Regions from separate parts of the Homo sapiens genome. Here region 2 is linked to region 1. The links are chromatin loops, found by intact Hi-C in ENCODE. Cell type or tissue: endothelial cell of umbilical vein. All regions are shown on one strand. Each heading gives the region's core, and the rest is flanking DNA. Links, peaks and the distances in the headings are about the cores only.

Region 1 (11,735 bases), core at 1,173-9,172:
TCATGACAATGTCTACTCATTCATTTAACAGATATGCATTCCTTACTCTGTGCCAGGCACCATGCTAGGCGCCAGGGATTAGGTGGAGAACAAGACAAGCCTGGCCCTTGTCCCTGAGGAGTTTGTGGTGTATGTATTATAACTAGTTTACAGGTAAGGAAAATGAGATTCAAAAAAGATTAAATAGTGAGAAGTAGCAGAGGGAGGATTCAAATCCAGCCTAGATTGTGACACTTCCAGTGGCCTGGCTACATTTCTTTTTCCCTCTCTCATACTCCTTGGAGGTGGGGTCCAGGTCTCTTGTGCCTTCACATCACAGTAAGATGCTTGATAAATAAGAGTGGCTTAATTGAACTCTGCAATCCTTGGTTACCTAATTTGTAAAATGTGGGTAAACAGGTCTGCCTCACTGTCTCCTGGGATGTGAAAATCCCAGGGCACATGCAGGCATCTATAAGGGCCTCTGAACAAGCTGGGAGAATTGACTGTGACTTGCTTTGAAGGAAATCCAATCTCTCTGCCTCCACCAGTCCACTGGTCAGCACTGCCCACAGCCTCAGAGCTGCCTCGTTTGACATCAGAGCCTTCCCCACAAAGCCTGGACAAGGTCTCACTACATGCCCAGCATATCCCACTAATGCCATGCTCAACTGCCCATGTGCTCAGGGTTTCCTGGGCTGCAAACCATCTCCCTACTTGGTTAGCAGGCTCCCCAGGGGCAGCAGACAGAGGCCTAGCAGCCTGGCCAAGTCTTCCAGGTCTCTACCTGGGCCGGAAGCTCCTGGTTTCCAGAAGGGATCACTGTCAGGAGAGAAAATGACACACAGTAGCTCTTTCCTGGAAGGGAAATAACTGCCAAGGGAAAGCATTAAGTAAATAGTGTAGCCCAACTCAGCTTAGTTTTTAGTTTGAAAAACCAAAATAGCTTGAAACCAGATCAATGCTACTGCCTAAAGATAGTCAGGGGGAGCAGAGGACGCCAGGAATGGGACAAAAGCAGATTTGCCTCCCCTGCAAGGGCAAATTGAATGCTGAGTGGTCCAAGCATTGAGACTCAGCCCTAGTCCTAGATCCCTTCCACTCCTGGTTGCTTGGCGATATGCTTCATTCAGCCCTTTCTGACTACTGTCCTGTGTGAGAATGGCATAGTCAGTGTTGACAATGTGTAATGAATTTGACTCCTATATCTGCTGTGTGACTTCAAACTACTGATTCAACCTCTCTAAGCCTCAGGTTTCACAGCTATATATTAGGTATAATTATTCCTACTCCTCCTAATAGTGTTATTAGGAGGTAAAATAATGAGTGGTGAGAAAGTACTTGAGACATAATGAGTGTTCACAACATAAATGTCCAACAATGATAGACTGGATTAAGAAAATGTGGCACATATACACCATGGAATACTATGCAGCCATAAAAAATGATGAGTTCGTGTCCTTTATAGGGACATGGATGAAACTGGAAACCATCATTCTCAGCAAACTATCGCAAGGACAAAAAACCAAATACCGCATGTTCTCACTCATAGGTGGGAATTGAACAATGAGAACACATGGACACAGGAAGGGGAATGTCACACACTGGGGACTGTTGTGGGGTGGGGGGAGGGGAGAGGGATAGATATTAGGAGATATACCTAATGCTAAATGATGAGTTAATGGGTGCAGCACACCAACATGGCACATGTATACATATGTAACTAACCTGCACGTTGTGCACATGTACCCTAAAATTTAAAGTATAGTAATAATAAAATTAAAAAAAGAGTGTTCAATAAAAGGTAGACAGTGATAATCTTCATGTTTTTTTTTAAGCCGGGACAGACATGATGAGAGAATCTTGCAGCCCCTTGCAATCAGGAGTACCAATTTTAGGGGGCATCCTGGACATTATCTTATTAACACTGTGGATGGGGCAATACGAGGTGAATGAGAGCAAGATTCAAAAAGAGAACATGGGGGCATGTGGCAAAGGGGTTAGAAGAATCAGAATGCAGAAATCAGATACAATTTAAATTAAAAAGGAATAAATCCATTTCAAATTGCCCTATCCATAACTACTTATTCAATCCACCTTCTTTTGATCAATCCTCCTTCCATGCCCTTCTAGCGTTCTCCTCATTAATGACAGTAAACATGCTCCATAAATAAAAAGTGTAGTTGAGAGGTAATTAATGCTGGGCAGTCTAATTCTGAATTTCCAATCATGCTCTACTTACATTAAAATAAGATTGGAGGCATGTGTGACAATCAAATTTACTCTAGTTAAAAAAAAACATACAAACGCATACTGAAGTCAGTTACTTGGGGAGAGATTTGGGAACCACGGCTGCAATTAGCTTCCATATGCCACCCAAATATGTTGAGCTCCACTTGTGCACCTGTCAGGATGTGACACTGTCAGCATGTCTTCTGCAATGCCACACATATGAGATGTTCAGGGACAAAGATATATCATGAGATCCAGCAGAACCTAACTGTGCTGGAAGCTGTGAAGTGGGCCGAGGCTGCATTTGACCTGACCCTATGATTCTATTTCTTACTAGCTTTGTGTTTTGGACAAATCACTTCTCTTCTCTGTTTTAGTGTCTTCATTTCCCTAATCTGTAAAATGGGCATAATATTTTAAGAAAATCATGTTGATAAAAATGCTTTGGAAACTGCAGGATTCTGCAGTTGTTAGTAAATACGGTCAGCCCTGATCCCATCCAAATGTTGCCCAGTGCTTTATGTCAGGGGTCCCCAGACCTTGAACCATGGACAAGTACCATTGTATGGCCTGTTAGGAACTGGGCTGCACAGCAGGAGGTGAGTGGTGGGCGAGTGAGCATTACCACCTGAGCTCTGCCTGTCAGATCAGTGGTGGCATTAGATTCTCACAGGAGCGTGAACCCGATTGTGAACTGCACATGCGAGGGATCTAGGTTGCACACTCCTTATGAGAATCTAATGCCTGATGATCTGAGGTGCAAAAGTTTCATCCCGAAACCATATCCTGCATCTCTGTCCATGGAAAAATTGTCTTCCACAAAACTGGGTCTTTGGTGCCAGAAAGGCTGGGGACCACCGCTTTCTGTGATAGCCGGCTACCCCCAAGAAAGATTGTATTTTACACCTTTCCAGTGTCAAAAGCCAGGGGCAGGAATGGTGACAACATGTAGGGAAGCAGGTGTGTGGAGGGCTACTCTGGGGACAAAATCGAGGGCCAACTTACCCATTAGGCAGAGTAGGCACAATGCTTAGGAGCCAAGATAGTTTTAGGGGCCCAAGGAAATGTTGTAATTTGTTTTTTAAACCAGAAGGATGAAATGGATACAATTTAGCCTGGATTATATTTGTCTTTTGCAAATGCAGTCATAAAATAAACACCTGAGCTTTCTGGAGACAATGCCACAGGTCAAGGAATGAATGAGAATTCCAGACACCATGACAGGCGGAAAGGGGAGATTCCTGAGGGGGACAGGATCATGAGCAGTTTCTGGGTGCCTCTGAAATCATGTCTTCTCAGCAACTGTCCCACATGACTACTGGACTCATCTTCCATGTGGAGATCATTTCTACTCCTAGTGCTGGTGACAGTACAACCCTGCTAGAGAGCGATAGGGAATATTTAGTAAAATCTAAAAAGCATGTACTTTGATCCAATAATTATGCTTTCAGGAGTCCACCTATCTTACAGTCCTATATGGGAAACTGTGCAAAAATAGAGGTGTAATCAGCACATTGTTCATGACGGCAAAAAATCAGGATAACCAAAATGCCTACCAGGAGGACAATGGCCATATAATAGTCTACAGTGCAGAGTTAAGAGAAGGCATTTGACATCTATGTCAGGAGATGCCTAAGAGATGATGATGCATGAAAGAAGACCTCTGTAGGATGGTGAGGATGGTGAAATTCCAACTGGAGTAAAGAAAGGATAGATGTATTTGAATATACTTGTTTTTGTACAAATTTTCTGGAATGATGCACAAGAAACTGTTCATAGAGGTGATTTCTGAGACAGTGGGGTGAGGTTGGTTGGAGAAAACATGAGTGTTTTCTATTCCTTTTATACCCATGTCACAAATCTTTAAAAAAAAAATCCACAGATATTACCTTTTAAATTAAAAGTACTGATTGAAGCCATAAGCAGAGAACTAATTATGGGTTTACCACAATTAGTGGTGCTCCTTCCTCCATCCTCAGCCATGTTCCCTAACTCACTGTCTCTCTAAATGGGCCCCACATGAGTGGTGTCAGAACTAAACCTTCTGGAGGTATTTAGGACAGGGAGATGGAAGGAGTGACAGCCAACAGCTGGCACTGGGGAGTGTTTCAATGGGTCTCTGGCAAAGTGTGCCATTGGCATCCTCTACTCTGCACAGTGAAGGCCTGCAACTCATCCCTAGGATAGGCCTTCACTCCAGGTCTCTTTCTGGAAAGTCTTTCACTCTTAAACTACACAAAGGCAAGCCCTAGAGGCAGAAGTATGGGTTTAAAACCAAGCTCCCACTTCACTAAGTGACTGAACCTCTGTAAGCCTCAGTTTCTTCATCTGTAATATGGGAACAATCACACCACACTTCCAGGGCTTCTTTGAGGAAGAGATGAGATAATCTCTGTGAAAACATCTTGTACCTTATCTAACACATATTAGGTGCTCAGTAAACCAACTGTATCTGAGGCCAGTGGAGGGGAAGCATACTACAACCCAAATAGGACTCCTCCTCCGAGTACCTGTGAGATGGGCTTAGCATTAGGGCCTGAGGATTGGGATGACCCTGGCCTGACCCAAACCTTCCATGCCAGTGGGGTAAGTAGACACTCCAGGCTCTTTGGGCTGGACCAGTCCAGACAGCTGCCTGGGCAGGACAGTGAGAAGCTGCCGGGATGACTGCCCAACTCTGAGCACTAGGCTCTTTGTCTATCATCAGAAGGGATGAGCTAATGCTTTGTGTCCAGGTCCAGATACCGTCACATTCCTGGGGCTGGAGAGGTAGCTCTAGGCTAAGCCCAGCACTTTTTTGTGGCCTCGCCTTGGAATTCTGCATCTTGTCCTTCATTGAGACCCAGAATGTTGTCCTTTGGGGAAACCCAGACACAAGCTCCTCATGCCTAGAACTGACAACTGCAGGCACTAGGCATTCCCACCTGAAGCTACACTTGTGTGAGCAGACTGCAGGCAAGACCCAGGAGGGAGAAAGCACCAGGAACTCACAGCACGGGTGGAAGACCCCAGTGCTTCACCCACCCTGGAGATATCCTGGGCCAGCAAAGAGGGAGTAGCTCATATCCATTCCTTCTGCCATCTGTCTTGTTGCTAGGCTTGGGTAGTGGTTGGTTATGCTAGGCCAGACCCCTGACTCCCAAGTTCAGAAGTACTGGCCTCACTTTGGAGCTGCAACAGCTATAACCACCACCTCTCCACCTGTAGGGTCCTTTGCAGTTTATAAAGCCCTTCATAGGAGCCTCACAGTGGCCTTATGAGTAAATGTTGAGGATCTCCACCACATTTTAGATAAGAAACAAGTTCACATAGGTTGTCATTTGTCCAAAATCCCAAATAGGGGGAGTAGAATTTGAACCAAGGCTACACAACTCTCACAGTGCTCTTTCTCCTAAACCCCACTGTTCTTCCTTCTCTAATCTTGGTTTTGCCTTCCGCACTGTGAGCAGGTAGAAGTGGACCTTCAATTCCCAGGATGCTACAAACTTTGACATCTTTAATAAGACACTACAGAAGTCTCCATGCATGTGTTGCTGTGAAACGCCACCAGGTGGCAATAGTAGCCACAGCTTGCCAGGACAGCCACCAAAGTGGACAGGAACATGGGCCTGTCTGCCTGTCTGTGCCTTCCAGGTACAGCAGTGCAGAGCTGCAGCTTCTAATCCACATGTGGACTGGCTTGGACAAGGGCAGAGGTGGCTTTTAGATTTCCTGCCCATCTGTGCATCAGGACTGAAGGATTCCTGCTCCCACTATCTAGAGATGGGCAGAGCTGATACCAGGCTGTGCCCTGGTACAGGGGAACCAGCCCTGTAACCTCCCTGGAACCAGTGCCTCATCCACATAGGCACCAAGCAGAACAAGGAGGCATGAACTGCCAGCCACCAGCTCTTACCTGGAGCGCCTCACGTAGTGGGTAGCAGGCAGTCCATGAGTCTTCCTTGCAAACCACACCCACACCCTTGCCAATCCCAGAGCTAGATGATGACCATGTGTGAAATTTATTCTGGCCTTAAAGTAGCTGTTTATTGGGCACTAACTATGTGCCAGACTCTGTGTTAAGTGCCTTGCACTTGTCTTCTTTAATTCTCACAAAGAATGTATGAGGCAAGTACTTTTATCACCCTTGTTTTACAGATGAGGAAATTGAGACTGAAAGAGGTTAAGTAACTAGCCCAAAGTTACAGGAGGTAGGAAGTGGTAGAGCCAGTATTTGACCCCAAGTCCCGATGACTGCTGAGTCCATGGTCTTCCAAAAATGTTTGGTTGGGCTGGAGTATAAGGGGCTCAGGAGGGGTGAAGGGGAGAACAGGTGTATGACAAGGTGCTCAACATCACTAATCATCAGGAAAAGGCAAATGAAAACTATAGTGAGATGCAGATATTACCTTACACCTGTTAGGATGGCTATCATCCAAAAAAAGTCAAAAGATAACAAGTGTTGGCAAGGATGTGGAGAAAAGGTAACCCCTGAACACTGTTTTTGGGAAAGCAGGCATTATGAAAAATAGCATGGAGGTTCCTCAAGAAATTAAAAGTGGAAATGCCGTATGACCCAGCAATCCCCCTTCTGGGTATATACCCAAAGGGAATGAAGTCAGCACCTCATAGACATATCTGCACTCCCCTATTTGTTGCAGCATTATTTGCAATTGCTAAGATATGGAAACAACATAAATGTCTATCAACGGATAAATGGATAAATAAATTGTGATATATATATATATATATATATATATATATATATATATATACACACACACACATGATACATACATACACAATGAAATATTATTCAACTTTTACAAAGAAGGAAATCATGCCATTTGCATCAACATGGATGAAACTGCAGGACATTAGGCTAAGTGAAATAAGCCCAGACACAGAAAGAAAAATACCGCATGATCTCTCTTATATGTGGAATCTTTAAAAAAAAAAAAAAAAGAAAGAAAGAAAGAAAGCCAGGCTCATAGAAGCAGAGAGTAGAACAGTTGTTACCTGAAGTGGGGGAGGGAAGTGGGGGAAAGAATGGGGAGATATAGAACAAAGGGGACAAAGTTGAAGTTCTGTGGGATAAATAAATCTAGAGATCTAAAGTGCAGCATGAGGACTATAGTTAATATTATATTGTATGCTGAAAATTTTCTAAGAGAGTAGGTTTTAAGTACTCTTACCACACACATAAAGATACTTATATGAGATGATGGACATATGAAATTGCTTCCCTGTAGTAATCATTTCACTATGTACAAGTATATGAAAACAGATTGTACATCTTAAATTTATACAATTAAAAATTAAAAAATAAAATCTGTAAGGGGGAGGCTAAGGCCATTTAGGAGACAGCCTTGATGTCAGAAAAGGTTACATTCCCATCTTTGAAAATGGTGCCATTGCAGGATCTAAACTCCTCTCACTTGATCTCTTGCTACAATCTCACATCCCTTCTACTGATAAGTCACCCAGACTGTTGGCTGCTATTGGAAGCAGCAGGAAGAAGAGGTTAGGAGTGTGGGCTCTTGGGCTCTAAGACCATAATACCTGGGTTACTAGCTGGGTGATCTGGAATGTGGCTGTGAGCTCTTTGCATCAGCTTCCTCATCTGCAAATGTAGATGATAACAATAGTAATAGTGTCTACCTTATAGGCTTTTTGTGAGGACTGGAGAAAACAATATATGTCACATGCTGATAACATGCCCGAGATACAGTAAGCACTCAATAAATGTTTGCTATTATTGCTGACTGGGCTACCAAAGGAAGTATTGTTTCTAGTTCAATTCCCCCATTGTACTCTTCCCCTCTGCAAAATATCAGTAAATCTCCTTGCCTGAATATGTCTCCTGTGTTCTTTTTATTTTTATTTTTATTTTTTTTTAGTATTTATTGATCATTCTTGGGTGTTTCTCAGAGAGGGGGATGTGGCAGGGTCACAGGATAATAGTGGAGAGAAGGTCAGCAGATAAACACGTGAACAAAGGTCTCTGTTTTCCTAGGCAGAGGTCCCTGTGGCCTTCGGCAGTGTTTGTGTCCCTGGGTACTTGAGATTAGGGAGTGGTGATGACTCTTAAGGAGCATGCTGCCTTCAAGCATCTGTTTAACAAAGCACATCTTGCACTGCCCTTAATCCATTTAACCCTGAGTTGACACAGCACACGTTTCATCCCCATGTCTTTGCCCACAATGTCCCCTTTACCTGGAATGCCACCTACCTACTTCTTTTGAATAAACCCCTTCACACTTCAGGGCCCATCATGAATAAGTACAGTTTGCCCTGGGTCTGTTCCTTGTATGTTTTACTGTCCGGAGATCCCTTCCAGCATGTCACAGGGTACTTTGTTTCTAGTAGATGCCTCCAAAGTGCGCAGTACAAAGGATTCCCCATCAAGCTCCCAGTGGCTGCCCTCCAGGGGGAGCCTGCTCGGAGTACGAATAAACAGGGAGAACCTTCCTTTCCCTCTCCAAGGAGAGGATAATACAGTTTCCCCTCCACTGTCCTCTTCAGATCTACTGTGAAATTTAAATTCATGAAAGCTGGGTTCTGAGCCTAAAAGCAAACACCAGGGCCCTCTTAGAAGTTCCTCCATCCAGCTTGGCCGAAGTCTGGAGCTGCCAGCCGCTGCTTCCTTCTTCAGAGGGCAAAATAAAGCATTTTTTCCTTAGGACACTACCAGTCTCCTCTGTTTCCATCACTGACTCCAGCAAAAGAGAGGTTTAGCTAGGGATTATAAACTCAAATTCCCATAGGGGCCAAGAAGCTGACCAGGTATAAGACATATGAGCATGGTGGATACTGTGGCTAACAGAGAACACTCTCTAAAATCATTTTTAAAAATTTTCTAAACCAATGTGCCAGATAAGCAAATGTCTCCACAGACCTGATTCAGTCTGAGGGCCATCAGCTACACCCCTCAGCTTAAAAATTCGCTACTGACCCTGAAAACAGGGGGATTCAGGGTCCCCAGCGTGACCTCTGAAGTAACAATTAAGGGGGACAGACCTGAGTTTACATCTCTGCTCTGTCATTTCCTGTGTGACCTTGGGCATCTAGCCCTCTCTTTACTCATTTCTCATCATTAAAATGCAAATAAAATGAGAATGCTCTAGGTTGCTACGATGATTAACTGAGAATATGAAGAGAGTAACACAGAATCTAGTATATATGAATGTTCAATAAATGATTTTAAATTTTACTGACCAAGTTGGGAGGATTACAAGGGAAGTGTGTAAGAGTTGTCTATGTATCTTCTTTTCTTTTTTTGACAGAGGGTCTCACTCTGTCACCCAGACTGAAGCCCAGTGGCACAATCGTGGTTCACTGCAGCCTCAAACTCCCTGGGCTCAAGTGATCCTCCCACCTTAGCCTGCTGAGTAGCTGAGACCACAGGCGTGTGCCACTATGCCCAGCTAATTTTTGTATTTTTTGTAGTGATGGCGTTTCACCATGTTGCCCAGGCTAGTGATTTGTATATGTTTCTAATTCCATTTTTCCATCTAATATTAGTTGTGTGTTTTCTCCAGCTTCTGCCTCTTCTCCCAGCAGGTACCAATACGTGAACCAGGGGACAGAAGCTAATTTACTGAGCTCCAAGGGAGGTTCTGAGCTCCAGCACACAACTCTGCACTGCTGTGGGCAGCTTGGACAGACAGTCACACATCAGAGCAGCAGAAGCCTTACCTTTCATCTCTGCTGTCATTAAAACACCTTTAAAGAGCCTTCACAAAGCCCAAACACTAAAACCTGTGTGGTTTCCTTTACAGGACAGAGACTGAGCTCTCCTCACAATGGCCAGGAACCATTCTCCCCAGTATCCCCTAGCAAACAAGCCCCCTCTACCAACTTGATCAGCCAAACCTGGTGTCAGGATACTGGGGGCGGGGTCTGGGTTGGTTGTAAATACTGCTTCGCCCCAGGAAAACTCAGCCACAGTTCCCCATTAGGAAAAGCCACCATCCACTTATGGTCTCCGTATTTTCTCCAGAACCAAGCAGATGGAGATATCTTTTCATCTCCTGGATGTGTCTCTCCCACATCTGTCACCCACATTTATGATCTACATCTACAGAACTGGAAATCCGGCCTGGGCAAGGCTGACAGGCTCCTGCTGGGTCTTCAGCAGACATGTGTCTAGAGGCCCCTGCCCTGCCTGGGCTGTTGCCATGTGGCAGGGAAAGCATAGCTGGCACTGAGGGAGGAAAGGGACCCGACTCTGGGGCATGTCACTGGCCCCCTGAGGGAACTCTCTGCAGAGCAGATGGTTCTGGAGGTGTCAACCTCTCCATAAGCCCAAGACAGCTCTTTCTGCATGCCATGTCAGGGAAGGAGGCCTCCCCAGTCAGTGAATTTTCCAGATAATCTTCCTGTTCAAAGCACTCAAAATTTTATTTTACCTTTTCATTCATGAAGTTGTACATTATACACTCACATCTTCTCAAAAAGACGAGGACATCAAACAGAAATTCACATCATAACCACCACTAATTGCTCTAAGAGCTGCTGAGACAGTAGATTTTTTGGTCCCCTCTTCCTTTGCTGTCAGATTGTCAGTGGTTTCACCATCAGCCATGGCTTGGGCTGTCAGAGCACCTACTTATCTCAGCTCCCCTACTCGGATCAGCTGCGTTGGATCTGCTCAGGTCTCAGAAATCAGATAATAACTAGTAATAGCCACCATTCACTGGGCACGATATGCATGTCAGACCTCCTGCTAAGTGCCTTCCATGCACTATTTCACTTAACCCTCTCAAGCACCCTGTCGGGTAAGAACTCTTATCTCCATTTTTCAGATGAGGAAACTGAGCTCAGAGTATAAATAAATGCCTTGCATAGGGACATGGAACTGGAAAGGAGCAAGGATGGTTCTTGGATCCAGTCTCTTTGATCCCAAGTCTGTGATTGCAATTGCCAGGTTATACCACCTTCTACCATATTACTCTGCCTTGGAATTATCTATTTGACAGCTGGGCCCTTTCCCCATCTCCTCTTCCCCATCCCTTCTCCCTGCCATGATGTAATTATAATGCCTATTCTCCCAACCAGGCTGTAAGATCCGTGAAAGTATGGGTTCTGTCCTTCTTGTGCACCCTGTAACTCCCCACGATGCATAGCACTGTAACTGGTATATAGACGGTGTATAATATGTAGATTCACTCCCTTCCCTTTCACTCATATTTTCTGGTTTCCATGCTCTCTTTGAAATTCTCTAAGTCTCTTTCCAGTGGCTGGGATTGACCAGGCTGTTCCTTGCTCTGACCCAGAACCACAGGAGTCCCTGTCCTCAGCTGTCCCTTCAGAGCAGTCTCTAAACTTCTGTCCACTTATGGTGTCAACCAGATGTCCCAAGGATCTTCAGGAATTACCCCAGTGGTGTTGCCTTGGGCTCTACGGCTAGCAGCCAATTCTAGGAGAGCAAGAGGACTGCCCCTCCTGGCTGGCACTACAGTTCTTTCATGAGATTGTGTGAGACCGGCCCGCCAAAATGGGGCTGGCATATTAATGTTTGGCAATAAGTTTTTTTTTCCCCT
Region 2 (11,735 bases), core at 1,876-9,875, 66 kb after region 1:
CCCAGATCTTCTAACTTCTAGCCAGAACCAGGGTGGCACAGTTGACAATCCACAGATTAACAAAGGTTTGAATCTAGTCCTCCCTCATCCTAGTTCTGCAACCTTGGAAAATGCTTCACTTCTCTGAACCTCACTGTTTTCATCTGAAAAATGGGCAAAATGAATATGATATGTTTTGGATGTTTGTCCTCTCCAAATCTCATATTGGAATGAGTGTTGGAGATGGGGCCTGGTGGGAGGTGTTTGGTCATGGGGGCAGATCCCTCATGAACGGCTTAGCGTCATACTCCTGATAGTGTGTTCTCACTCAGTTCATGCAAGATCTGCTTATTTAAAAGAGTGTGTGGCATCTCTGCCCTCTCTGTCATGCTCCCTCTCTCACATGTAATATGTAGCCCCCCATCCCTTCTGCTATCATTGTAAGCTTCCTGAGGCCCTCGCCAAAAGCAGATGCTGGTGCCATGCTTGTATAGCCTTCAGAATCATGAGCCAATTAAACCTCTTTTCTTTATGAATTACCCAGCCTCAGGTATTTCTTTATAGCGACACAAATGGACTGACACAATACCAGCCTCCCAGGTCCTCGCAGAGGTTAATGGGGCTATGTATATAAAGCACTTCACAATGTGCTTGGCACATTGACCGCAGTGCTCATTTCCACAGTACACATTTCCTTTCTGGGCAGTTTACGAACTTCTCTAAGGCTCAGTGTCCTCATCTGTTAAGTAGGATAACAATTGGATTATGAGATAAGGCATGTGTGTAAAAAGTTTAGCACAGTTCTTAGCACATACCAAGCATGTGGAAGCAATTATTATTAGCATGGTATTATCACCAGCCCCTTCTTTCTTTCTTTCTTTCCTCCCTCTCCAGATTCCCACTCCTCAATCTACATAAGTCAACAGAGCAATGTGTAGGGTGTACCATGGGGTGAGTATGTTGTATGTGGGTAAGGTGCTGTCTAGGGGAGTGAGTCCAGGTGCTGTGCCTGATGCTCTGGTGGTAGTGGGCAGCCCTGGAACCCTGCAGAGTGAAGTCCACTCTGTGGCTTGCTCTCTCTCAGCTGCTTGATCAGATCATGTGACTAACACAAGCTATCTTGATATTGTGGACATCTATCTATTCCCTGCTAGATGTATTTTCTCAGGTGGAGGTGTCCTAATTTCTATATGAAACCACCACGCAGCCTCCTGAGGCTGCCAGACACCTGACACGTACATCCCACAGGAATTCCATTCAGATGTGTCCACAGGTCTCAGTGGATTCCCACAGTGGCTTCCTAGCTACCTGGTCTGGAGGACATGCTTACTATGCATTGGTGAGAGTTTCTGGACACTGAATACATGTTCTGTATAGAGAGATTTCCTGTACTCCAATCCCAGACTTGCCAAAGGCTGGCCAGATCCTCCCAGAACTGCAGGCTATTGGTGTGGAGGACCAAGGGCTCATCCCAAGGGGCAAACCTATTGCTAAATCCCATCAGACTGGTCACCTCTTTAGAGGGACTTAGGCAGACCAGTGGGCCATTAATGCCAAATAATTAAATCGATAGGCTTCTAGAAGATAAACCTGATCTCAACTCAGCTAGCCATTTCACACAGAGTGGTGCAATTACCCCCAAATTGCAGAGAGACCTGGGTTCAAACGCTAACTCTATCACTAACTGACTTTGGGTGTTTCCTCACCATTCAAAACTTCAACTTCCCTATATATAAAATAAGGACAAGCAAATCTATCTTTTATAACTGCGGTGAAATTAAATTGAAAATTGATGATACTTCAATGCCTGGCACATTGTCATTATTTGATAATGATCCAGTTAGGACAAAACATATGAAGAAGGACTGCCAGGTCAGGGGACGTCCCTGAGAGAATCTCACTGCCAGGCATGACCTTGTCCCCAGAAGCTAGATCATTTCAGTTCAACCCCTGGCTCTGTCTCTCATTAGTAAGTTAGTTAAATTCTGCACCTCAGTTTCTGTCTCTATCTGTAAGTGGGGATAATGATAATACCTACCCCAAAGGGGTTTGTGATGATTAAATTAATTACTTAATGTAAAATGCTTAGAACAGTGCCTGGCACCCGCTAAGTGCTGCAAAAATGTTGGCTATTCATAATAGAACTAAGTGATTCATCAGTAGTCTGAAATAAATTCCTAAAGCATGGGCTTTGGAAGCCCTTGATTGTTTGGCTTTACTGAAATGACAGGTGCAAAGAAGGCATGAGACCCCTACCGTTCTCTCACGTGAGCTCATTCCTGAGCAGAAGAGCCGTGTTTTATAATAATTACCACTTCTGGAATGCTTGCCATATGCCAGTTCCTTTATAAATTTTAGCTCTCATTCTCACAGGAACCCTCTTATATAGGCATTATTATCCCCATTTTGCAGATAAGGAAACTAAGGTTCAGATAGGTGAAGTGATTTTCCCAAAGGGGCACAGCAGGTAGGGGTAGAGGCAGGATTCAAATGCAGGTCTGTCTGGCTCCATAGCCACAGCCTCCTTGCTTCCCTAAGCAGAATGGGGTTCCGCATCCCTCCTGTGTGTGCGGGTGAGGGGTGTGTCCTACAGTTCCCCAGCACTCATTCAGCCCTACTGGCCTGGCTGGGTGGTTGATATTTAAAAACTGGAGAGGAGGGGAAAAAAACCCTTAAAAACAATAAACAGTGATTCAGACTGAGTCTTTACTCAGGCGGTTACGGGAAACTGGCGGGAGGCGACAGCCTTAGTCACTTAGGAATGGCCGAGCCCCTGACTCATGGGCAGCAGATCACGCTGCTCAGGACAGAAGCCAGCACTGCATTCGGTGCCAAAAAGGCAGGAAAACGCTCTAAAGAGGGGGGTGGGGGATGAAAAGAATGATGTGCTGGGGCCAGAGCTATCTTTTGTGAGGAGGCAGGCTTGTCCTGGGTGCTGGAATAACATCCAAACCCCCAAGCCTGATGTTCCAGCCCCCTTTCTGGAGCCCTCCTCTTTTCCAATCTGATTTCTCTCTATTCTCATTCAAGAACCCCACCCTCCAGCCAAATGGGATGGCCCACTGTGCCCAGGATGTCCTGTCTTTGCCCCTCACTCCAGGTGCCTTGGCCCCCAACCCTCCTGGCCTCTCTTGTGCCCAATAGGTAGGGCTCCCCTCCAGGGGCCCTTCCTCTTGCCTTCAGCACTAAATTCAGCCCCTCATTCCTCAGGTATTTAAGGAGCACACATTATGTGTTAAGTTCTATGTTAGATACTGGAAATCCAAAGATAGCTTAGACACAGTCCCTGCCCTCAGGAAGCTCATACCTAGTGTTTGTTTCAGTACCAGGTACAGGAGTACACAGGTCACAACAAGAACCGCCAAAAAGGAAGGGCTGTGATGTGGGGAGCACAGAACACAGCCGGGGTGTCCCAAACCACCCTAGGAACCAGGGTTCCCTAAAGGACGTGATGTTTGAGATGAATCTTGAAGAGTAGGAATGAGTCAAGAGATGGTGGGGTAGAGAGGGGAAGGATATAGAATCATCTCTCTCTTCTAAACAAAAACAGAAACAAAAGCTGAGGCAGGTACTGTGAGTTTATTGTACCAAAGGGGAAGGAAATGAAGAAAAAACAGAGGGGCAAAATAATAGCCCCCAAATCTTTTTGTGTTTTTTTGAGACAGAGTCTCGTTCTGTTGCCCAGGCTGGAGTGCAGTGGCACAATCTCGGTTCACTGCAACCTCCGTCTCCCAGGTTCAAGTGATTCTCCTGCCTCAGCCTCCAGAGTAGCTGAGACTACAGGCATGTGCCACCACGTCCAGATAAATTTTGTATTTTTAGTAGAGATAGGGTTTCACCATATTGGCCAGGCTGCTCTCGAACTCCTGACGTCAGGTGATCCACCCGCCTCAGCCTCCCAAAGTGTTTGGATTACAGGCGTGAGCCGCTGCACCCAGCCAGCCTCAAAATCTTGTTAAAATTTTGGACTAATTCCTCTCAGCCTTTTCTCCATATAGCTCTATGTGTGGAGACATATACATTTTTAAAAACCCAAAACATGTTAATCTGACCGCTTTGTAATTTGCTTTTCACATTTAACAACATAGGAAATCTTTCTATGTTGATAAATATTAGTCAACATAACAGATGCCACAGCTGATCTGGCCTGAGAGAGGTCGGTTTAGCTCGTGGAGGTGGTGGGAAATTCTGAATTTGAACACCTAGCACTGGGGAATGTACTCATCCATTCTCCACAGGCCCCACCTCTCCTCGCTGTCTTACACAAATAAGATCTGCTTCTCTGTTCACATCAGCTGCCTGGCCAATCCGGGCATTAGCATTTTGAGCCCCTGATGCTCAACATTTGAATGGCTATGTGGTATCTCGGAAGATGATGCCCCTTGATTCACCTGGCATTTTCCCCATGCTTCTCTTTCGACACTGCCAATTTCTACCCTAGATAGCAATTGATCACACAGCTGCTGCCTTCCCATCTGCGGGCTCCTCAGACGCGGGTTCTATATGTGATGTTTCTTGCTCTCCCATCACAGAGCCTAGCACAGCTCTACTGTGACTTGCGCACAACAGGCAGTCACTAAACAGTTGATGAAAAGAGAAAGGAGGAAAGTTACAGGGTTAAGCTCTTGACCCCTCCCAGTGCAGGTGAGACACCCATTTCATCCAGATCCTGCAGCGAGATGACAGGCATGGGCTCCGGAGTAAGCATGCCTGGACTCCTATTCTGGTCCCACCACTGACTAGGCTAGGCAAGTTATTTAATCTTTCTACGTTTCATTTCTCATGTACAAAACGAGAATACTAATTGTACCCATTGTGCTAGGCTGTTGTGAAGGTTCAATCCTACAAAAAAGGAGCTTAGAACAGAACCTGGCACACAATCACAAAAGTTAGCAATTGGTTTTCTTCTTATCATCCTTATTATCTTGGGCGCTCTCCAAGTGCAAGTTGGGACTCAACTCCCCTCTGAAGGAGGCTTTCTTCTTGGTCAGCATCCCCTCGCTCCTATTCCTGCGGCGCAGCCTCTCCCTCTGGAGAGGGGTCTCTGGCCAGTCCCCAACCTGACAATAGGGATGGATTCTCTTCTCCTCAAAGGAGAAGGATACTGGGATTGTGGCCAGCAGTTTCCAGGCGTTTGGAAAAACCTCAGTGGGTTAGACCAGGGGTTGGCAAACTTTTTCTATAAAAGGCCAGATAGTAAATATTTTAGGCTTTGCAGGCCATATGGTCTTTGTTGCAACCACTCAATCTTGCCCTTGTAGCATGAAGGCAGTCATGGACAATACAGAAACGAATGGTCATGACTGTGTTCCAATAAAACCGTATTTACAAAAACGTGGCCAGCTGATTTGGCCTGGGGGCCATAGTTTGCTGGCCTCTGTAGATCAATCACAAAATCACTCAGTCAGGGCTGTGAGTCTTCTCTGCTTCTCTGTAACCCTGAAAATGCTCCTTTCCTTCCCTGAACCTAATTTTTGTCATTTATCAATTGAGGAGTTTGGGACAGATAATTTTTAGGAGTCATTCTGTCTTGAAAATGCAATAAGTCTATGACTGACAAGCTGTGTGACTTTGGGCAAGGCCCGACCCTCTCTGGGCCTCAGTCTCCTCCTCTGTAAAATGAGGGGATGCATTGATTATCAAGCCCTGATCACAAGCCGAGTAGGACACACTGGGCTTGGGAGGCACCCAGACCATGGCCAGGTGCTGCCTTTGCCCACCTCACTGCCTTTCTTCCCGCAGCCAGGGACCTCTGCAAGCTGTCACCCTGGGCTCGGCCAAAATTCAGTCATGCTTCGTGATGCAGTCAAGTTGCTCTTGCCCAAATGGCTTGCCTGGAAATCACTCTGCAGCCAGACTGCAGCAATCCAGGTTGGATTACGCCAGGCATATGGGGAGACTCTTTGTGCAGGGTGCCAAGTGGCAGTACAGGCTGGGGTTAGTATCACCATGGTCTGGACCCGACTGCAGCTTGCCCCAGAGGCCTGTAGGGACAAGGAGTTCTCCACTTCACAAGGCCAAGTTGATAGCCTTTTTCTGTGGCTGGCAGTCTTGATTCTTTCCTTGAGAGGCCGTGCCTTCACTCTTGGTGTGGTTAACAGGCGCCCACAAACTCACACATGCACACACAATCACATGGTACTCTTGTGACTGTCACATCCTAGGAAATGTCTTAACGATCTAAGGAGAGTCAGGAAGCTCTCCAGACCCAACCAAATGCTACTTTTATCCCCGTAAAAAGAGAGGGCCAGCTGCTCTGGCCTGACCCACAATAAGGCAACCCTTAGAAGATGAATTGAGTCGCCAGTGGGAAACCACAGCATCCTCGTGGCCTAACCCAGGCCTGGGACAGCCTGGTTCTCTGAGAGCCAAAGTGCCAACAGCAATGACACCACCAGCACACTGGGCAATTCTACCCAGCAGATGCCTCCACCCCATAGAGTGCATGACGTCCACATCTTCCCTGGGGTATCGGAATAACAAAGGCTGTGTCCCAGCACTATTGTACAGCTAGGGAAGGCCGGAAACCAAGCTACAGGAAACTGGTTGCTATGGTTTCCTTGAGCGTAATGCCACAGAAATTGCTTTCTAAAAATTTTTTTTTTTTCAGGGAGAGGTAAGGAGGGAAACACTGACTTCAATATTTACCATGCACCAAGCATTGTGCTAGGTTGTAAATACTCAAAGTGAATCACTAGGATTGGTAGTATTATCTTCATTTTGCAAATGAGAATATGGAAGCACAGAGGAACTAAGACTCTTGCTCACAGACACACAGCTGGAAGGTGGGAGAGCCAGTTATGAACCCAAGATCTCCACACTGCAGTGCATGCTCCTTTTCAAATATATGTGGTGGGAGCCAAGAGATCTTGCAACCTAAAATATTCTTATTATGAGGCCAGACTGGAGCAGGGAGGGGGATCGAGGAGGAAGGGACAGGGAAGAAGCTAAATGAGAGAAATCAAACAGCTGAGGAATGAAGACTGATGCCTTCTGATGTGCCAGAACAAGGCTCTCAGGGTGGGTAGAAGGGGCACAGGACTTGGCACCAAAGGGCCTTAGTGTGAAGGTCACCTTCCTCACTCCCAGCCAGAGCCTCCCACATCTGTAAAATGGGTATAACAATCATATCTGCCCTTAGGGTTGTTGTAAGGATTAATTGAAATAATATACATCAAATGCATGGTACAGAGTAAGCACTCAGAAAATGTTAACATTCTTGCGATTGATATTATTATTAATTATACTGTTGTGAAAACTCGTGAATTACCAATTGCTGTACAAATATCAATTAGTTTCGAGGGGACTTGAGCAACTCTGAGGCTAACTCAGTTGAGGGAGTAGAGCTAAAACACATTTGGGCCCCGGGACTGGCCATGCAGGTTGGTACACTCCACAGCTCACACACTGTACAAAGCAGCCCTGATTTATTGGCGCATAGAAGGAAGCTTCCTACCACACATTTCTCAGTCAGTGATGCAAGCATTCATTCCACAGGTATTTATTGAACACCTATTTGCTATGTCCTGTGCCAGGAGGCATATGACATGCTCCCTGCTCTCCAGGAGCTCACAGACAGTGAAGGAGACAGAAAAGCAACTACAGACTGATGCCTCATATAGTTGGACACAGGCAGTGGGTGTCTACTCTTTACAGGGAGTGTATGCATGCGTGTGTGAGCATGCGTGTATGTGTCCTGGTGGGCAGGAAAGGCTTCTCTGAGAAGGGAGCCCTTAAGTTAAGCCTTAAAAAATAACTGGGAGTTTATCAAATAAGTGAGGGAGGGCAGACTGGGAAAAAGGAATAATACCTACAAAGACTCCAGGGCATTTTTGAAACATATGATTAAAGTTTAAGTGTACATCCATGGCGTAGAGTCAGGGAGAGCTAGAGAGGTGAGTTGAATGAGAGATGGAATGGAAATAAAGGTTGGGACCAAGTTGAACAGGGCCTTTTTTACCATGCTAAGGATCCTGGAGGTTTCTCTCTGCTGAGGCAAGAGGAGGAAGCTGCGGTGTGCATGAAGGATGTGGCCATGAGGTCTCTGGAGGTCCTGAGGGGGACGGATTAGAAGCACTCAGGCTCTTGATCTCTGCTAGGCACCTTACTGAGCTCTTTGCATGGATTTCCTACTTTGATTCTCACCCAAACTCCATAAAGTGGTGCAACTATTTCCCCATTTTGCAGAGGAGGAAACCAAGGCTTAGCTAAATTCTGTGTTAGATTTGAACCCAGGGAGGTGGCCCTTTGCCCTCCTAATAGCTACTGCCTCTTACTGTGGACAGGGAGTACATTTCAGAGGTCAAACAAGAGGCCAGGAAAGAAGTTATGAAGTCTGAAGGAGGGAAGTATCTTGTGGGTGGAGGCTGAGGTGGAAAACCTTATGTTCCAGGCAGAGAAGTGCCCAGGAAGCCTGAGGCTCAGGAAAACCTGCTCTCTAGGTGATCTCACTCACAGAAACTTGAAGCTGTTAACACATAGCCATTGAGATTCCTTTCTGGGTTTGCCCCCACCTTTTGTTTGAAGGAGGTAAGCCTGGCCCGTGACAACACTTGAGAACAAACTGCTCACTGCAAAACTGGGAGAAGAAAGCAGAGGCATATACCCTTTTTTCCCTTGGGGAATTTGACCTTTGGGGCTCGTTGCTTATAACCTTCCATTGAAAAAAAATTGCTACTTGGGAGCTGCAGTCATTCCTGCCTGTCAAGAGTGGCCCTCTGGCCCAAAGGCTGGCACCCAGAAGGACTTGCTCTCCTTTTGAGAGCGCGCCCTCCCGTCCCTCTTGTGTAAATAAGTACCCTGGAGTGGAAATAAAATAATAATTGGGGCACAGTTATTCTCAGGCCAGTCTCGGGAAGTTTCCAGGCAGCTCAGGGAGACGGCGGCTTCAAGAGTTCCTGATGCAGAGGTAACAGAGAAGGTGAGTTGGGGCCAGCAGGAGAGAGCGCAGAGGAATAGCCTGATGCTTAGCCAAAAGCTCCTTCCACAACCCAGGCCAGAGGCACTTGGCTGCACAGCCCAGGACTGACGACGGCCCACGCTGCTTTCCAAGCGCCCCTGAGTTGCTGTTACTTAATTAGCTCCATGGCCATAAAAGGCTGGCTCAGCTTGGAGGAGGCGCCTGGCCCCAAGAAGCAGCACACTGAAGTGTCATAAAAACACAGCATGGAGAAGGGGCAGGAAAAGGAAGGGCAGGTGGGAAATTCAAGTCATCTTGGGTCTGTTGTTTCTAATAGGGCTTGCTCACCCTGGCCTGAAAGGATCCTGGGACCCTGCCCCTGAGCCCTGGTTGCTCACATTCACTACTGTGCCTAGATTTAACCCATCATGGAAGGGAGGGAACAGGCCCCGAGAGCAGAAAGTTGCAAGCTTTGGTGCTTGTGGTGTTTAAACAAAACCAGAAGACAAGGCACACAAAATTTCAGCCCTCTATTTAAAATCATTGCCAGGATTCTTATAAAACTGACTAATGTGCCACTTAATGTCTTCTGTTCCTCCCCAATTAACACCTCAATTTGAGAAAATTATTGTAGAGTATAGTGCCAAGGAAACTTGTTATCAGAGAAGCTGTGCTCACAGGGTGGTGAGAGGAGAGGTTTGGAATCAAACTTCTCTGGGTTTGAATTTTGGCTTGGGCACAAGCTGGCTGTTTGACCTTAAGAAAATAACTTCACCTTTCTGTTCTTCATTTGTTTCCTCATCTGTCAAATGATGATAATAATAGGATTTATTTCTTAAGATTGGTAGAAGAATTAAAATTCTGTGCATAAGGCACCCAGCACAGTGCCTGGCATATAGCAGATGCTCAAAAAACACAGACATATCTGAATATATTCATAAAACTCAATGTAGCATCTCTAGCATCCTGGTTCTATAAATGGAGATAGTAATAAGTATCATTACAGGGTTGCGTGTGGAAATTCCTTCCATGGTAATGGTCCTCAGCATATGCTAAGTATTAGTCTTTTTCTCTTTTCTTTCCCTCCCTTGCCTAGGCTGCTCAGAGGTTCAGAGCCAAATTCAATGTTTAATATAGCTCTTGGGCAATGGCTATTTCTTTTCCTTTCTATTATATCAACCATGTTGTATCCATGTAACTTGTTACAACCTGTCTCAAATTCCTTTTGAAGAGAGGCCAGGAGCAAACAAACACACAAACACTTACAAATCTATATTCTGCCCCATGGGAACTCTTCCCTGTTCCTCTGCCTGCCTCCTTAAGACCTAAATCCTCTGGCTTAGAAGGTACCATAAGCTGCTAGCTAGTAGCTGCATGGTTCCCTGACCCCTGATTCCCACTGTTTCTGACACAGAGGGCACTCAACCTGCCCATGGGCCTATCCTGAGCCTGAGCTGGTTGGTGTGGGAGGTGCCAGCTTGCGTCATCTCTTAGGCTCCTTCCCCATGTCCTCTCTCTGCTGCTGGTTCTGTGTCAATTACCCTCAGCATATCCCTCCTGCCCTCCATCCCTTGGGTCAAGCAGATGAGAAAGAAGTCCCATTGGCCACCATTTGCAGAGCATTTACAGGGGCTCACTGGCTCCTGAGGATACCCCCAAGAGGAAGATCCTATCATGATACCCCCTTTATGGGTGGAAAATTAACACTTGGAGAAATAGAATAACTTACTCAACCAAGGTCAGTTGGTGGCAGAGCCAGGAATAGAACCCAAGCTGAGGAAAAATGAATCACAATGCCACTTTGACCAGCAGCGATACCCATGTAGATCTCCCTCACTGCTAAGGGTTGAATGCACATTCAGGCTCTGCAACTTTATAAGAATAAAAAAATGGAGAAAAGTTAAACAACCACACAAATCCCAAATATTTCTTGAGCATGGACTCAGGACCTGGTGTTGGGCTGGGGACTTGGTGAGACTGTGCACTGCACTTTGCTATGTGCCTGGAAGCATGCTCGGCAACTCCACTCAGAGTTCCCAGGAGATGTAGTGCTGGTCCCTGCTCCATCCCCTGGCTTGCTGTTCCCTCAGCCTAATCTCATTCCTCCTTTCTTCCTTCTCATTTCTCATTCTTACTCAACTCGGAAATCTTCCCCAAGAAGTCTACATTCCCACAGCGCTTGGTGGCACCCATCACTATTGTAATGGCCTGTCTGTGAATGTCTCTCCCTCTAGACAGGGCATTTTCTGCGGACATGAATCAAGCTTTACACATCTTTGAATTCCCCACATGTAGACCAGTGCTAAGCATGCAGGAGGAGCTCCTAAAGGTTTGTTTACCTAAACCAGGAGGTGGCAAATTACAGCCCATGGGTCAGATCTGGCCCTTGGCCTGTTTTCGTCTGGCCCCTGAGCTAAGAATGGTTTTTACATTTTTAAAGGGTTGCAAACAAATAAAGCAAAAACAAGAATATGCAACAGAGACAGTACACGGCCGTGCAAAGCCTGAAACATTTATGATCTTGCCCTTTATGGAAACAATTTGCCAACCCCTGCTCTAAACTGTTGAAACTCAGTCTTGTGCAGGAAACAGGTGGGGCAGAGGAGCTAAGGGGACAAGTGGGGTTCAGTCTGACAACAAGGAGCTTCGCTGGATGCAGGAGAAAGACAGGAACCACGAGAAACAGGGGAGGGAGCACATCATGCCAACCTGTGGTGGGAGCAGGGAGCACTCAGAGAGACTCCACAGAGCAAGCTGAGATCAAAGGGCCAGTAGGGTTTTCAGAGTCACCATCAACAAGACATATTCCTAGCTGAAGGACAGGACATAAAAACTACATGAAATAAGAAGCTCTGTG

Evidence for each region. A loop is a pair of places that touch in the nucleus more often than their neighbours do. Peaks named below come from ENCODE experiments on the same cell type or tissue, not always from the same donor. Only the 100,000 strongest peaks of a DNase experiment are listed, where the experiment ranks them.
Region 2: it touches region 1 in a loop (5-fold over the local background); 7 of 110 quality-filtered maps call a loop at or near these places.

Annotation. Positions count from the first base shown.
Region 1 is chr11:19,736,918-19,748,652 of GRCh38, reverse strand. All of the region lies in intron 1 of NAV2 (neuron navigator 2), which reads right to left. Among named protein-coding and RNA genes, the nearest start is that of MIR4694, 17 kb to the left of the region's middle. RefSeq lists an enhancer at 735-1,236. In endothelial cell of umbilical vein, for the core only: CTCF peaks have their summits at 5,753 (motif pointing right) and 8,612 (motif pointing right); a DNase peak (open chromatin) is centred at 5,762; H3K27ac peaks cover 532 bases.
Region 2 is chr11:19,671,333-19,683,067 of GRCh38, reverse strand. It overlaps a transcript of NAV2 not described here. Among named protein-coding and RNA genes, the nearest start is that of NAV2, 36 kb to the left of the region's middle. RefSeq lists an enhancer at 4,930-5,099. In endothelial cell of umbilical vein, for the core only: no CTCF peak of the experiment used is centred there; DNase peaks (open chromatin) are centred at 2,727 and 6,477; H3K27ac peaks cover 3,562 bases.